Linked DNA regions of Mus musculus: region 2 is linked to region 1. The links are chromatin loops, found by intact Hi-C in ENCODE. Cell type or tissue: heart. All regions are shown on one strand.

The links. A loop is a pair of places that touch in the nucleus more often than their neighbours do. Peaks named below come from ENCODE experiments on the same cell type or tissue, not always from the same donor. Only the 100,000 strongest peaks of a DNase experiment are listed, where the experiment ranks them.
Region 2: a loop joins it to region 1, with 4 times the contacts of the local background. A loop is called at or near these places in 6 of 42 quality-filtered maps.

The regions. Positions count from the first base shown.
Region 1 is chr4:19,329,378-19,337,377 of GRCm38, reverse strand. The region is part of intron 3 of Cngb3 (cyclic nucleotide gated channel beta 3); the gene reads right to left. Among named protein-coding and RNA genes, the nearest start is that of Cngb3, 53 kb to the right of the region's middle. In heart, a CTCF peak has its summit at 4,247 (motif pointing right); no DNase peak of the experiment used is centred here; H3K4me3 peaks cover 562 bases; H3K27ac peaks cover 216 bases.
Region 2 is chr4:19,496,500-19,504,499 of GRCm38, reverse strand. It overlaps Cngb3 (cyclic nucleotide gated channel beta 3), which reads right to left. Exons shown (of 18, transcript NM_013927.2): 16 at 1-58. Among named protein-coding and RNA genes, the nearest start is that of Cpne3, 70 kb to the left of the region's middle. In heart, a CTCF peak has its summit at 4,788 (motif pointing right); no DNase peak of the experiment used is centred here.

The DNA of each region.
Region 1 (8,000 bases):
TTAGAAATTCTGAAAGGTCACAGATGCCTGCCCTGGACACTATTTCTAGCAAAAATTGTAATAGAGAGAGACATCATGGTAAAACAAAATTCAAGTAGTATCTATTTACAAATGCAAATCTACATAATAGGATAGAAGGATAACTTTAACCAGAGTGGTTAACCACACTCAAGAAAACACATAGAAAACCAAAACAGAACCCCAAAAACCCTATGATCTGCAAATCAAAAAAAAAAAAAAAATCATACCATCACAACAAAATAAGGGATATCAAAATAGGGATATCAAAATCCTATTTATTGATAACTCTACTAGTAAGTAATCTCAATCTCCCCAAAAGGACTCAGACAAAGAAATTGCATATGAAAAAATTCATTTTTCTGCTGCATCCTAGAAACACACCTTAATATCAAGAACAGACATCACCTTACAGTAACAGCCTAGAAACAGATATTCCAAGTAAATGTACCCAAGAAGCAAACTGGTGTAGCCATTTTAGCAGCTAACAAAATAGATGAAGAGACAGATAAGGAAACTGTATACTCATCAAAAGAAAAATTCTACCAAGAGGATATGACAAACCTAAATATCTATGCACCAAGCAAAAGGACGTAAGCATTCATACAAGAAACATTACTACAGATAAAATTATACAATGACCCTTACACAATAATAATGGCTGACTTCAATACCCTACTCTTGCCAATAGATAGAACATCCAGACAAAAATTAAACTAAGAAATTCTAGCACTAAATGGCACCATAAACCAAATGGAACTAATAGATATTTAGAGAACATTTCACCCAGACACAAAAGAATATACCTTCTTCTCAGAGCACATAGAACTTTCTCCAAAATTGACTATATACCTGGACACTAAACAAGTCTCAACAAATACAAGAAAATTTAGATAACACCCAGTTTCCTTTTTGACCACAATGGATTAAGGCTGGATGTCAATAACAACAGAAACAAAAGAAAGCTTACAAATTTGGGGAAGTTGAACAACACACAACTGAATGAAAAATGGGTCAAGATGGAAATGAAGAGAGAAATTGAAAATGTTGAATTGAATGAAATTCAAATGCAGCAGACCTAAACTTATGGAATACAGTGTAGGGGCTTCTGAGAGGCAAGTTCACAGCTGTGAGTGTCCACATAACAATATTGGAGAAATCTCATATTAGTAACTTAATGATACACCTGAAACCTCTAGAACAAAAGAAAAAGTAACCCTCAAAAAGAGTAGATGAAAATAAATAATTAAACTCAGGGATGAAATAGAAAAAAAAATACAAAGAATCAATGAAACAAAGAGTTGGTACTTTGACCAACACTTATCCAATTTAACTAAAAGGCAGAGAGAGAAAATCCAAATCAACAAAATTAGAGATGAAAATGGGGGACATAAAAACAGATGCCAAGGAAATCTAGAAAATCATAAAAGCATACTTTAAAAACTTCTACTCCACCAAATTGGAATATCTTAAAATGTGGATTGTTAGGAGACAGTTCCTGAGCACAGCCATCTCATTAGTTGTTGTGCCAGGAAGTGTTCATTAACCCCAAATGACCACCCAGGAGCTGACTTCAGTGTAGATGTAATAGCACTATGGTATTTTATTTCCAAGCTAGAGCTTGGGCCACACCACATCAGTAATGCAGCAGGACAGGAAGGTGGAGCTCTTAGCAGGACAAAGCTTTATAGGAAATGGCAATTAAGGAGGGATTTCATCCTGTCAAGCATCTAATTGTGTGACTATTGTAAGCTGACAGGTGAGGGCTCTGAAGCAAAACCATGAACCATTATAAATGGTCTGAAAGTACATCTGAAATGATCAGACTAATCTTTGATTGGCTGTTGCTAATAAGTAGCTAGGGTGTGGCCAAGGACAAACCATGATGTCCTTCCTGGTACTTGGGTTCAGCTTGGGTTCAGCTCTAGGTCAAGTTCCCAGTGTAGAGGAATGCCAGGGCCAGAAAGCAGGAGTGGGTGGGTTGGTGAGCAGGGGGCTGGGGGAGGGGATAGGGGAGGGGATTTTTGGAGGGGAAACCAGGAACAGGGATAACATTTGAAATGTAAATAAAGAAAATATCTAATAAAACAAAACAAAAGAAACAAATAGACAAAAAAAAAGATAATTTTCTGGATATATACCATCTACCTAAGTTAAGTTAAAATCATATAAGCAACTTAAACCTATAACCCCTAATGAAATAGAAGCAGTAATTAAAATTCTTCACCACCCCTCAAACAACAACAACAACAACAACAACAACAGCAACAACAACAACAAACCAAGAAAACAAACCAGCAAGAAATAAATGTAAAAGCAAGCAAGCAAGCAAGCAAGCAAGCAAGCAAGCAAGCAAGCAAGCAAGCAAGAACAGATTGGGAGTTGGCTTTAACTCAGAATTGTATCAGACTTTCAAAGAAGAGTTATTGTCAATACGCCTTAAATTAGTCCACAAAATAAAAACACGAGAAACATTGCCCAATTCTATTTATGAGGAAGCAAGTCCCCTGACCCCTAAACCACCAAAAAGCCTAACAAAGAAAATCATAGACCAATCCTTCCTTCCTTCCTTCCTTCCTTCCTTCCTTCCTTCCTTCCTTCCTTCCTTCCTTCCTTCCTTCCTTCCCTCCCTCCCTCCCTCCCTCCCTCCCTCCCTCCCTTCCTTCCTTCCTTCTTCCTTCTTTTCTTCCTTCCTTGCCTCTCTCCCTCTCTCTCTCTCTCCTTTCTCCCATTTTCCTTCAGTCCCTCCTTTTTTTTTTTTTTTAACCTTATAGGGCTTTTGCTTATGTTATGGTTTTTGGTCTGTGTTTTACTTAGATTTCCGTGTGTGATAATGTGTGTGTGTGTTTGTGTGTGTATCCACATGTGTTTCTTATACTTTTCTTTGGCTCTTTTCTTCTGATTGTTTGTTTGTTTTGTTCTATTCCAATTTGCCTGTTTTTACTTTACCTTATTTTAATATTATTTATATATACCCGTTTGTTTTGTAACCAAGGTTATGGATTTGTGTAGGAGAGGAAATGGAAATTATTATCAGGACATCTATGTGAAAAAATATTTTCAATAAAAGAAAAAGTCAGTGTCATTCCAAAAAATGTTTCCTTCCTCTTTTCTCTTTTATGGATTTTAGGAAGTAGCTATTTTTAAGGTAGGTTGAGAGGATCAATAATTCTCCTATCTGAGACCTAGTCTCCAGAGTGTGTGTGTGTGTGTGTATTTCTACTTGAAGCTATGTTACATTGTTCTAGTATCTGCACTTAAAACACCTTTGACAATGAACACTATACATTTCAGAATATTCTTTTAGGCTATTACGTACAAAAACATGGTTTATTTCAGGGTATGGATATTTCTAAAAAAATTGGTGTCATCTGATTTTTTAAAAAAGAATAACCATTAAGATATGCAAAAGTTGATTTTATACCTTCTTTTTTTCAGCACTTTAAAAACATTTCTGCTAATGTGAGCAGTCCAAATATGGAGGAATATTGGTGAGCATGTTCGATTACTGTGAGGCCAATGTGAGCACATCTGCTCGTTCTCACCTTCTAACTGATGCGTTTGAAGCCGTAGTCTTCTGTTTTCATCTACTCACATGTCTTTTATGTGTCACGTAGCTGTTAAAAGAGTATTGTTTTGAGATAAGCTAATTATCCACATAAATTCTTGTCATTTCTTTGGGCTTCAAAACTTGAGGATTTGATGAAAATTCGTTTTAATTTGAATATAGCCAAGCTAATTTTACTTTTAGCTCCTGAGATCCTTTTGAGTCTTCTGTATGAGGGAAGAAGGTAAAATCTCGGGGCAGATGCTACACCACGGAGCCTTTTATCTTCCTTTGAATAATCTTTCTTATAATTTGTGATATATTGTCATCTTTGTCCTTCTTTAACAAATTTGTTCTCTTTTTATTTATGATATTTTTATTTCACATAAGACTAACCAGTTTCACAACCCCAACTACGTAAAACAAACCTGTAACTGTATTTATAGGCTCATCACAGTAATCATTTCTCTTAAGATAAAAGCGCCGTCAGAGAGAAATTAAAGACAATGTTCTGTTAATCAGGAAATTTGGAGTTGGGAGGAGAACAAGAAATTAACAGCTTCAGGTTATATTTTATTTTATTTTTTCCTGAATAGGAATTCTCTGATATCGGAGAATTGAATTTCTATTGTAATCATTCTCTCCCTTTGATCTCCAGCTTTTCCGGTTCCGCAAGGGAATCGAGAAGAGGAACGCTAGAGGGCAGTAAAGGCGCATTTTACAGACGCGAGACTTGCGGCTTTTCAGAGGTGGTTCTGAGCCAAACTCCAGCTTTGTTGTGACTGATTTCTTCCGTGCCTGGTTCTTAGATTAATCCACGCTTTGGTTCAGGAGCCCCCTGTGTAGAGGGAGCAGCGCTGGGCGGATGGTTGAATGCTGCCAGAGAGTACTACAAACAAGTTAAGCCTTGTTTGGTTCTTGTGGTGTGAACTTATTTGTATTTTTTCAGCAAAGAATGAGAATTGTTCGGATTATGAGCCATTTTTTTTAACTTTTATTTTGTGATGTTTTCAAACTTTCTATGATAGTGTACATGAGCAAAATTACCCCAGTAGAAACAATAAATAGGATAAAACTTAAAAATTATATTGCTTCTTTTGGGAAAATGAGTTTCATGGATTTATTATAGTGTGTTTACATGAAAGAGTGGAACACAGGAGAGTCATGGAAAGGACAGGCCAGGGTCTCTGGTGGTCTGCATTTCTCTCTTTAAAACCCAGTTATCCTAATGTGTGTTAATTATTGACACTTAGACCCTCACTCAGAAAATATGGCCCAGGCGTTCATGAGAAGACAGGAACCAATAGGCTGGCATCTTTACAGCCAGTGGCTCCCTTCACTGTTAGTTCAATCTCAACATAATGAAACAAGTAGTCATTAAGTGTACCAGAAGGGATAATTGTGATGTCTAGAATTTATGTAGAACTATACAATCTAGTGATCAAAAACTAGGCCAGTACTATGGCTGAATAGCGTCCAATTTTATTGCTTCTAAGCAGTCAAGTTTATAGCAAATTATTAAAAAAATTGCGCTCATTAAAGGGACAAAAGGGATGGAAGGCAATCTGTGGGCTGCATTTCCCTACAGTGTTAATTAGGGATGGTGAACAACGATCTGCAAAGAAAACTGAGCTACTCCAAGTGTCAGTGGAGAGGAAAAGGGACAGAGGCATCCCAGGGACAGGATCCCATGTGGGTTCCTGGGAGCGAAGCTCTGCCTTATGAGGGTCCATATTCAGAAAAGCCTTGTGGACTTTGACATTTTTCTGAAGCCGGGCTCGGAAGGACTTTCTTCCTGGGAGATGCACCCTTGACCCTGAACTTTCTCTGTTGATTGTTCCAGGAAAGGGAAAGCTTGGTGAGACCAGGAACTCCATGTGGGGCACGGTAGCATGAAATGCTTCCCAAGAACTCTTACTACAGTTTCTCAGACGTTGATTCTATAGGTCTTCATGTGCAGTAGAGATCCTAAGAAAATTATAATCCGAGCTGACTTTTGCAGACCTCCCTTGGCATCTGTCTCTTGTAACATGTATAAACGAGAAGTCAGATACAGGTGTTTCAAAGAATTAGTGACTTTCAAAGACCACCCTCTTCTTACTATTTTTTTTTTTTTTTAAGCATCATCTGTATGCACACACTGGAGAAATGCTAGTGTGGTTTTTTTTTGTTTGTTTGTTTGTTTTTTTTTTTGTTTTTTGTTTTTTTTTTTTCATTTAGGAGAGTTAGAAATGGGGGACTGGAAATGTCACTTAAGAAACAGATTGGGCATAAATATTGGACTTGAAATTAGTGTAAACTAGCTCACGTCCAAGCGTTTAAAAGCTGTCCACAGACAATAAGCTGTTCCCTATGATTTCCCAAAACTGCCTTGGAAGAAGCACATTGTCTCGGATTTCTAATTATCTGTTCAAGTCCTTTGCCAATATTTCACAGTGAGTGGAATTCTCCTATGTATTTCTGTTAGCAGGGAGGCAGCCTTTCCATTTGGCTAATTAAACCTACAGTCTGGGAAAGTTTTCACTGTTTTAAGTTTTGTGTTCAGTCTTTCTCAGCGCTTACCAGCCCACACTGTAATATGGTCAGCAGACTAAACTATTAACAACAAATAACTCTGGGGTATGAGGAAAATGAAGATACTGGCCGGATGTTCCCCAGGATCAAAGTTCACATTTTCACCCATGCAGTCTGTGAATACACAGCGAAAATTACCTGTGGGCCACAGTGTTCCAAATGGAGGGATTATCCTGGATTATCTACCTGGGTTCAAGCTAATCATGTAAACCCTGGAAAAGTAGAAAACCGTCTCTGGCTGCAAGCAGAAGAGAGATTGCATACAGTTTTGGTTTTTTTTTTTTTTTTTCTCAAAGCTGAAATACCCAGGGCAGAGTAGATTTCAAGGATAGATAGAGCTGACAGGAAGATGGGGGCTAGAGAGCAGTCCCATCCTTCCTGACTGGCACTGCAGATGCTTCACTGTATGGCCTGGTGAGCAGGAAGTTGGTACTCCCTAGGTATGCTAAATTTGGGTCTGTTCCAACACATGAAGTTCATCCAAATGCTTTGGGTCCTAGTGAGACTCAGGAGTTGTAAGTAGTGCAGAATCAGTCACTGAGTAGAGAAAACAAAGAGAGACAATGCTGGTTGCTGATATTGTTTATCTGTTTAGGTTTTTACCAGGTTGGAGATTATAAGGATTGTTAGTTCAGTACCTTCTAAAATTTATTTATTTATTTATTTATTTATTTATTTATTTATTTATTTATTATTGGTACCTCACATTGGTAGTGAGTTAAGTATGGTAACTTCACTGTAGGTTTTTTAGACATTACTTTTTGATAAGCAGAATAAAATTATTTCATATTATGATTTATATCCTTCAGTGAATATTATCCTTCAATATAGGAAGTAAAGTACATTTTCTTAGCCTGCTGAAATAAAAAATCTGATCTCAGCAGAAAATATTAATGCTTGAATAAAGATTGTATTTTCTAAGGTGGTGGACGAGATGCACAGTCCTTCTCACCAGATTATAAGATCTATTTTAAGTCTCCATAAACTATATGTTACTTTTTTAGTTTCTTTCAAAACACATGTTAGTATGTCTCAGACAAAACATTCATTACTCTAAGAAATACCCTCTGCTTCTAATTTTCAAAGCATATGAGTAAAGGCCTTGCTAGTTAGTGTGAGAAAAAACATAGCATTGAGCTTCCAAGTAGGCAGAAGTACAGCAGCCTACAGAATGCTTTCATGTGGCCACACTTGTATCTTAATCCTGGGGGAAGCAAATTCTTTCTTCAATTAGCTTTGCCCTGAATAGAAGGCTCAGTGTATCGCACCAGCCAGTGTCCTTGTGCTGTGTAATGATGCCTTAGTCACTGCTTCCCTTTCATTCCAGTTCTCAATCATGTCCTAGATTTTGGAGGAGAACATCTAGTGTGATCAACAGTGATTACAGAGCAGTCTCCAAACCTGGCTGTCACCCGAGTCATTAAAATACCCGTAGCTGAAGTCAAGCAGAGAGGAAATCAAAGGCATATATATTCTTTTTGTTCTTGAGCAGTTAGTTAAAACACAAGGGTCCAACTTGGTTCTTAACCCTAAATAGCTTAGAAGTACATTAAACTGTGAATTTCATGGGGTCTATTAGGAAACATTTAGTGATATTTGTGATCAAAATCTTATTAAAACAGACACACAGCTTGATCATATTGTATTCATGGGTATGCATGAAGTTATTTAAGGGAAATTAACATGATGATATCTTAACTTGAATGAGTTAAGAATAGTCACAGATTTATAGAAAACATGTTATCTTCCCTCTAAAATTATACAATTTGGGGATTTCATTCATTCATCCATGTATTCATTTCGCATTTACTTATCATAGTCATGGAACTAAGAATATAAAAATAAACATAACAGTATCTCA
Region 2 (8,000 bases), 170 kb before region 1:
AAATCCGTGGGCCACAACATCAGCTGTCCGGCGATTTCCTCCTCCTTTTGCCAGAAGGCTGTGAGAAAAGCAGGTCTTCAGTTACCAGTTTCACTCATCCTTTTGTATCTCAAACAAAACTGCAAATTTAATTACTCAGCTATACATTGGTAGACTTGGTATCACAAAGGAAGTTTGTAAGATGTTGACTAACTGTCAATGTAGTAAGTCATTCCAAATGGGAAATACAAAATCTTTAGCAAATTGTGTGTGTCATTATGACAGAATCTAGAATCCCTTGGAAGGGGGAGTCTTTTTTTTTAATTAGATATTTTCTTTATTTACATTTCAAATGTTATCCCCTTTCCTAGTTTCCCCTCTGAAAATCCCCCATTCCCTCCCCCTCCCCCTGCTCCACAACCCACCCACTCCCACTTCCTGGCCCTCGAATTACCCTATACTGGGGCATAGAACCTTCACAGGACCAAGGGACTCTCCTCCTATTGATGACTGACTAGGGCATCTTCTGCTACATATGCAGCTAGAGCCATGAGTCCCACCATGTGATTTCTTTGACTTGTGGTTTAGTCCCAGGGAGCTCTGGGGGTACTGGTTAGTTCATATTGTTGTTCCTCCTATGGGGTTGCAAACTCCTTCAGCTCCTTGGGTACTTTCTTTAGCTCCTTCATTGGGGACCCTGTGCTCTGTTCAATGGATGACTGTGAGCATCCACTTCTGTATTTGCCAGGCACTGGCAGAGCCTCTCAGGAGACAGCTATTATCAGGTTCCTGTCAGCAAAATCTATTTTTTTTTAATTTTTTTTATGGCTGTTTGAATTTTCTTTTTATTTTTATTCCTCCCGTTTTGCTCTGATGAAAACGTACATTCTTTTTGAATCATAATGGTGAAAGCAAACAAGATATCTTGCGCATGGGTAAGACAAAACCTACATTACACTTTAATAAACAAAAGTTTGAAATTCTCACGTATTCTTAGCTAGAGCTACTAATCATCTTTATTTTGGTTAGGATTGTTTACAATCTGAAGTTAGAAATAGTTTGCATTTACAAAATTGTTTGCAATTTTTTTTTTGAGTTTTCTTTTTAAAAATTTTTTCCCACATTTTTTATTAGATATTTTCTTCATTTATATTTCAAATGCTATCCCAAAAGTCCCCTATACCCTCCCCCCCCCCCGCCCTGCTCCCCTACCCACTCACTCCCACTTCTTGGCCCTGGCTGTCCCCTGTACTGGGGCATATAAAGTTTGCAAGACCAAGGGGCCTCTCTTCCCAATGATGGCTGACTAGGCCATCTTCTGCTAGATATGCAGCTAGAGACACGAGCTCTGGGGAGTACTGATTAGTTTATTTGTTGTTGGCATCTGCAATAGTGTCTGAGTTTGGTGGTTGTTTATGGGATGGATCCTCAGGTAGGACAGTCTCTGGATGGTCATTCCTTCAGTCTCTGCTCTGAACTTTGTCTCTGTAACTCCTTCCATGGGTATTCTTGTTCCGCCTTCTAAGAAAGTATGAAGTATCCACACTTTGGTCTTCCTTCTTCTGAGTTTCATGTGTTTTGCAAATTGTATCTTGGGTATTCTGAGTTTCTGGGCTGATATCCACTTATCAGTGAGTGCATATCATGTGTGTTCTTTTGTGATTGGGTTACCTCACTCAGGGTGATATCCTTCAGATCTATCCATTTGTCTAAGAATTTCATAAATGTATTGTTTTTAATAGCTATGTAGTACTCCATTGTGTAAATGTACCACATTTTCTGTATCCATTCCTCTGTTGAGGCACATCTGGGTTCTTTACAGCTTCTGGCTATTATAAATAAGGCTGCTATGAACATAGTGGAGCATGTGTTCCTATTACAAGTTGGATCATCTTCTGGGTATATGCCCAAGGATCACTATCCCTGACCTCGACCTGTACTACAGAGCAATTGTGATAAAAACTGCATGGAGCTGGTATATCGACAGACAGGTAGATCAATGGAATAGAATTGAAGACCCAGAAATGAACCCACACACTTATGGTCGCTTCATCTTTGACAAAGGAGCTAAAATCATCCAGTGGAAAAAAGACAGCATTTTCAACAAATGGTACTGGCTCAACTAGTAGTTAGCATGTAGAAGAATGTGAATTGATCCATACTTATCTCCTTGTACAAAGCTCAAGTCTAAGTGGATCAAAAAACTCCACATAAAATCAGAGACACTGAAACTCATAGAGGAGAAAGTGGGGAAGAGCCTCGAAGACATGAGCACAGGGGAAAAATTCCTAAACAGAACAGCAATGGTTTGTGCGGTAAGATCTAGAATCGACAAATGGGCCCTTATAAAATTGCAAAGCTTCTGTAAGGCAAAGGACACTGTCAATAAGACAAAAAGTCCACCAACAGATTTGGAAAAGATCTTTATCAATTTGAAATCCAATAGAGGGTTAATATCCAATATATACAAAGAACTAGAGAAGTTAGACTCCTGAGAACTAAATAACCTTATTTACAAATGGGGTACAGAGCAAAACAAAGAATTCACAACTTAGGAATACTAAATGGCTGAGACGCACTTAAAAAAAATGTTCAACATCCTTAATCATCAGGGAAATTCAAATCCAAACAACCCTGAGATTTCACCTCACACCAATCAGAATGACTAGTATCAAAAACTCAGGTGATAGCAGATGCTGGCGAGGATGTGGAGAAAGAGGAAGGAGTCTTAATGAGACGTTTTATAGTGATGAATTATCTTGACTATGTCAATAGAGATCAGAAGACTTGCCCATTGTTGGTGGCATTATTCTCTGAGCACTGGATCCTACATTTTCTTAAGAGTGGAGAAGAGAGCTGAACAGTAGCATGCGCACATTTATTGCTCTCTGGTCTTGACCTCAGATTTGATATAACTAATTGCTTTAAATTTCTATTGCCTTGACTTCCCTGCAATGATAGATTGTTGTGTGGAATTGTGAACCCAAAATACCCTTTCTTCCTTAAGTGCTATTAACAAGATCTATATCACATCAGGAGGCAAAACTGAGAAACCATTTCATTTTAAGCTCTCTGCACCCTGAAGACACCACTCACCTTAAAGATAGAATCATCGTTTAAGTGCTCTTTTTTTCTTTTTCCAATTTTTTATTAGGTATTTTCTTCATTTACATTTCAAATGCTATCCCGAAAGTCCCCTATACCCTCCCTTCCACCCCCTGCTTCCATATGCACCCACTCCCTCTTCTTGGCCCTGGTGTTCCCCTGTACTGGGGCATACAAAGTTTGCAAGACCAAGGGACCTCTCTTCCCAATGATGTCTGACTAGGCCTTCAATGCTCTTTTTAAAAATATATTTTTTAAATATTTAAAAACTCTCTTCCCAAGGGAATTTTGGAAGGTATCTATATTGCATACTTTGTCTAATGAGAACTATACTTTAAACATATTTTAAAATAGGTAACAGTGATTACAACTACTCATGTCTAGTGTTCTTTTGATCTCCTATTTAGGGAAAAACACTTTGCTAGAACCTTACTCCTGCTGAGGAAAGAGGTTTTCCCTGGTGCAGTCCTTCCAGCTTGGAAAGCAAAACAAGTCCTATAAGGCTATAGCTCACCCACACCTCAAAAGGTGGAGACTCCATCCTATGACTTTCCATGATTTCCTCTCCTCCGTTCTTTATCCCCATAAGACTCCTATAGAATAGTGTGAGTTGCAATGGAAACAGATAACTTCTCTGAGGAAGGATGCTTAAGTAAGTGTGGTCATTAAGAGAGAAGGAGAGAGTGCAAGAGGAGTGTGAAGCCTTTGTCATCTGTAGCTCTGACAAACATACATACCACAGACCCCTGTCAGAGCAGCGTGAAACCCAATGCTAAGTGTTCGTCCACCTCGCTTCTCATTTCTAGCTTCCAGCAGTTACAAATTACATACATAGCATATTCGAGAAACAGATGAGATGTCGATGATGCAGGTGTTAGAATTCACAGACAGGAAAATTTAGAAACTGTGATTGATACAGTAAGGAGTATAATGAAAAGGGGAATCATGCAAGAACAAGTATATAATATAAACATGAAAATTTGAAGAATCTAAAAAAAAATGCAAGAAATCAAAAGTGCTGTAACAGAGAGGAATAATGCTTCTGATGGACCCAGCACCATGTTGGCCTGGAAAAGAATCCGTGAAGTCGAATAAAAGTTAACAGAAGCTTTCTAGACTAACATGCAAAAGGAACGAGCAGAACTGAACTAGGTTCACAGAGATCACTTTGAAATATGAGACATAGACCTAACTGGAAAACCAGAAGGAGACAAGGGGGGGGGGTGTTTCTAGCAGAACATTTAAGAGCTTTCCAAAACTAATGCCAAACACTCAAACCACAGAAACTGAGAGACTGAATAACATCCAAAGGGATAAATAATTAGTGTATCTCTCAGTCCTCACCAGAGGTGCTCTCTTCTGCAGGGGATGGCTAGTGATACAGAGATTCAAAACTGGTCAATGTGCAGGGACTAAGAGACTAAGGAGAACACAGATGTAAACATATAGACCTACTCCCTAAATTTAACGAATAAGATGGGACAAATGTCTCAAACAGTAAAACAGTGTTTGGAGGATATGCCAGGACCATGAACACATGAACTCAGTGGCTATGACTGAATGCATAAGCCAGCAAAAATCCCAGCTTGGATGAGGAGGAGCTCATGAGCTCCCACTCCTAGAAGAGGACCTATAGGCAACTGATGTGAAGGGAGAGTCAGGTTGTTTTAGGTATGTGATGCCTGAGAGGTTACTCAGTCTCCAGTAGATGGCCCCATACTCATGCACATGCAGGCAGCAGTAAGTGGACTCAGCAGGTTTAAAACAGATCACATAAAGTAAGGAGTGGAAAATGGTGAGGGCTATAGGGGAGAGACCTGGATGGGGGTTAATTTGGTCAAAGCAAGTTATGTGCATGCGTGAAAATTTAAACAATAAAAAGGGGAAAATAAAGGACTACAAAGGAATTAACAAATACCCCTCAACTACTCATAGCATATTCAAACTATATTCAAACTATAGGAAACCAAAGACAAAAACAAAGTCTTGAAAGAATATAAAACGGGAAATACTTGAGCTAAACATAGACCAGGACCACAGCAGTTTTCTTACCCAAAAGCAATCTCATCTCTAGGCAGTGGAGTGAAACATTCAATGTTAAAAGAAATGTCTATGACCTGCAATTCTATATTTAGTGAAAATATTCTTCAGAAGTAAAGGAGAAACAAAGATTTCTTCAAATGAACAAACACCAAGGTGATCTATTCCTAAGAGACCTGTCCTGCAGAAAGTGTTCAAAGAATTCCCAAGGAGAAAAAAATATCAAAACCAAAAACAAAGCATAGATCATAAACTCAGGTCTCCATAGGAAAGGGAGCAAATGAAGGGAAAGAAAACATGAATCTCTGTTGATCTAGGAGATGATTATTTCAGTGACAAAGTAAGTGGCTCTGTGTGTGTGTGTGTGTGTGTGTGTGTGTGTGTGTGTGTGTGTGTGTGTGTGTTTAATAACAGAATATGGGCAAGTGATTGGTAGTGTCACAGGGTGGGTAGGGAGGAACTGTGCTAAGGGACGCTCTACATGTGAAGTATTAACTGAAGGCAGGCTTAGACCTAACTTACACATGAACACTTTAGGGAAAAAATTACTGTTTTGTTTGTTTGTTTGTTTGTGCTTTCATTTTTAAGGTTGGGCATCTCTGGGTACCTGCAGCTGGCTTTGAATCTATGATCTTCCTGCACCATGAATGGGTAGCTAGGGTTAGAGACATGCGCCATTGAACCAGGCTAAGAATAGTTATTATGCTAAGAAAGGAGAGAAAAATGAATCATGCAAAGTGCTCAGCTGAAGCTGAGCTCGATCCGGTACTGTGGCACCATTTATAATCTAAGCATTTGGGAGGCTTAGGCAGGACCATGAGCTGCAGGTCAGCCTGGACCACATAACAGTACCTTGTCTTGAACAGACAGACAGACAGACAGACAGACAGACAGACAGACAAGCAACCCCAAAAGTAAAGCAAGAAACAAACACCAGAGCAAAAGAAAAAGGTGGGGAAGAGGACCTAATGATAAGGTGGGCACTCACCTCCACCTAACAGTGAAGATGGGGGCAGGAAAAAGAAGGCCAGGGCTCTCCAAACCACAGAAGAATTAAACTACTCCTTCAGGACAAAATATGTGTATTTAGAATCCTTCAGTGTGACTGTGTTAAGGCATGGTTGCTTTAATCAGTGACTGCTTTTGCCAGAGAAGACAAAAGAAACACATTTCATTCCATCTCTCTACATATCTACGCAGCATTCCATGCATACATGTGTGTATGTATGATCTATCTACCTAGCTAGCTAGTTATCTATCACAATTACTATTATTATTTTTACTAATTCATACATGTGTGTCTATATGATCTATCTCCCTAGCTAGCTAGTTATCATCTATCACAATTATTATTATTATTTATTTTACTAATTTATACATGTGTGTCTATATGATCTACCTAGCTAGTTATCATCTATCACAATTATTATTATTGTTATTGTTATTTTATTTTTTTTTACTAATTCACCTACCCAAGTTTCTATCTGTCTTCCTGCTTGTCTATTAAATGGAAATACATGGGTTCGATAAAGTAGTTTTCATTCACACTCCTGTGGTTTTTTTAATACAGAGTAATCAAGTAGTTAGGCAGGGCAGGATGTCACTGGGGAGCTTAATCTACACCCAGAGAACCTCTGTGAGCGTGCCAAACTATGCAAGAGCGGAAATAACATATTTAAATGTCAGGCTATTTTGAGATTTCTCAAGCTTTAATTAAACTTGCCTACAGGTTGCACGTTTGGAGTGCTTGATGAGTTTCTGAACGGAAGAAATAGTCTGTCTGCCAGATGGATTTTGCCCAAACTCTCTCAGCAATGTTTTAAATAGCATCTTTTTTTTTCTCTCTTCTTATCCATAAAATGCTTCTCCAGCGTTCCACGAGTGGAAAGTTTTACTCATTAAATTGCTTAGTAAGAAGGTCCCTCCATTAATATCCACAGTTTCATGTAGAGTTTCCCAAAGACTCCATGCCAAAGGACAAATAGCTGATAGTACAGTTAAATGTCTCCAGGTTAAAAAGAAGCTTGTGTTGAGTAATAGTCCAGGAAATAAAGGAATTTATTCTAATCGTGGACCAGTTCATTGTTCTTACCTTATATAGCTCAAGGATTTTTTTTTTTTTGATATTCTGTTCATCCAGGAAAGTATTAAGCTCCACAATGTATTCAAACAATGAGAGGGAATTGAAGAGACACACCATCAAAACATAGTATCATTATGTGAGAAGGCTGCAGGATTAGGAACTAAATCACCATTTCATATACCCGTTTATGAAATATTTCTAATCACTTTTCCTGAAAACAGAAAACTTTTTTTAATCATCTGCTGCAGGAATCTGACTATCCTTAACGGACTGGCTTTGTGTGGTTTTGTGACGACGTTCAGTTATGAAGAAAGTTCAACTAGGAAGATTCCTACGTACTTATTTTTTAAAATGAATTAACGTATTCACTTTACATCCTGATTGCAGCCTTCCCCTCCCTCCTGTCCTCCCAGTCCCTCCGTCTCACCTCTTTAGTGAATTCTTTTTTCTCTTGTTCTTATTTATTTATTTATTTATTTATTTAATATATGTGAGTATACTGTTGTTCTCTTCAGACACACCAGAAGAGGGCATCGGATCCCATACAGATGCCTATGAAGCACCACGTGGTTGCTGGCAATTGAACTCAGAACCTTTGGAAGAGCAATCAGTGCTCTTAACCACTGAGCCATCACTCCAGCCCCCTTAATGAATTCTTAACCCTCATTTGTTATATGGGATTACACACTCAGAGCTGAGTGCAGGAACTGAAGTACTTCTGTGAGCATATCAGAGACACGATGTATTCAGAAAAAAGTCAGCTACCAATATGGATACACACACACACACACAC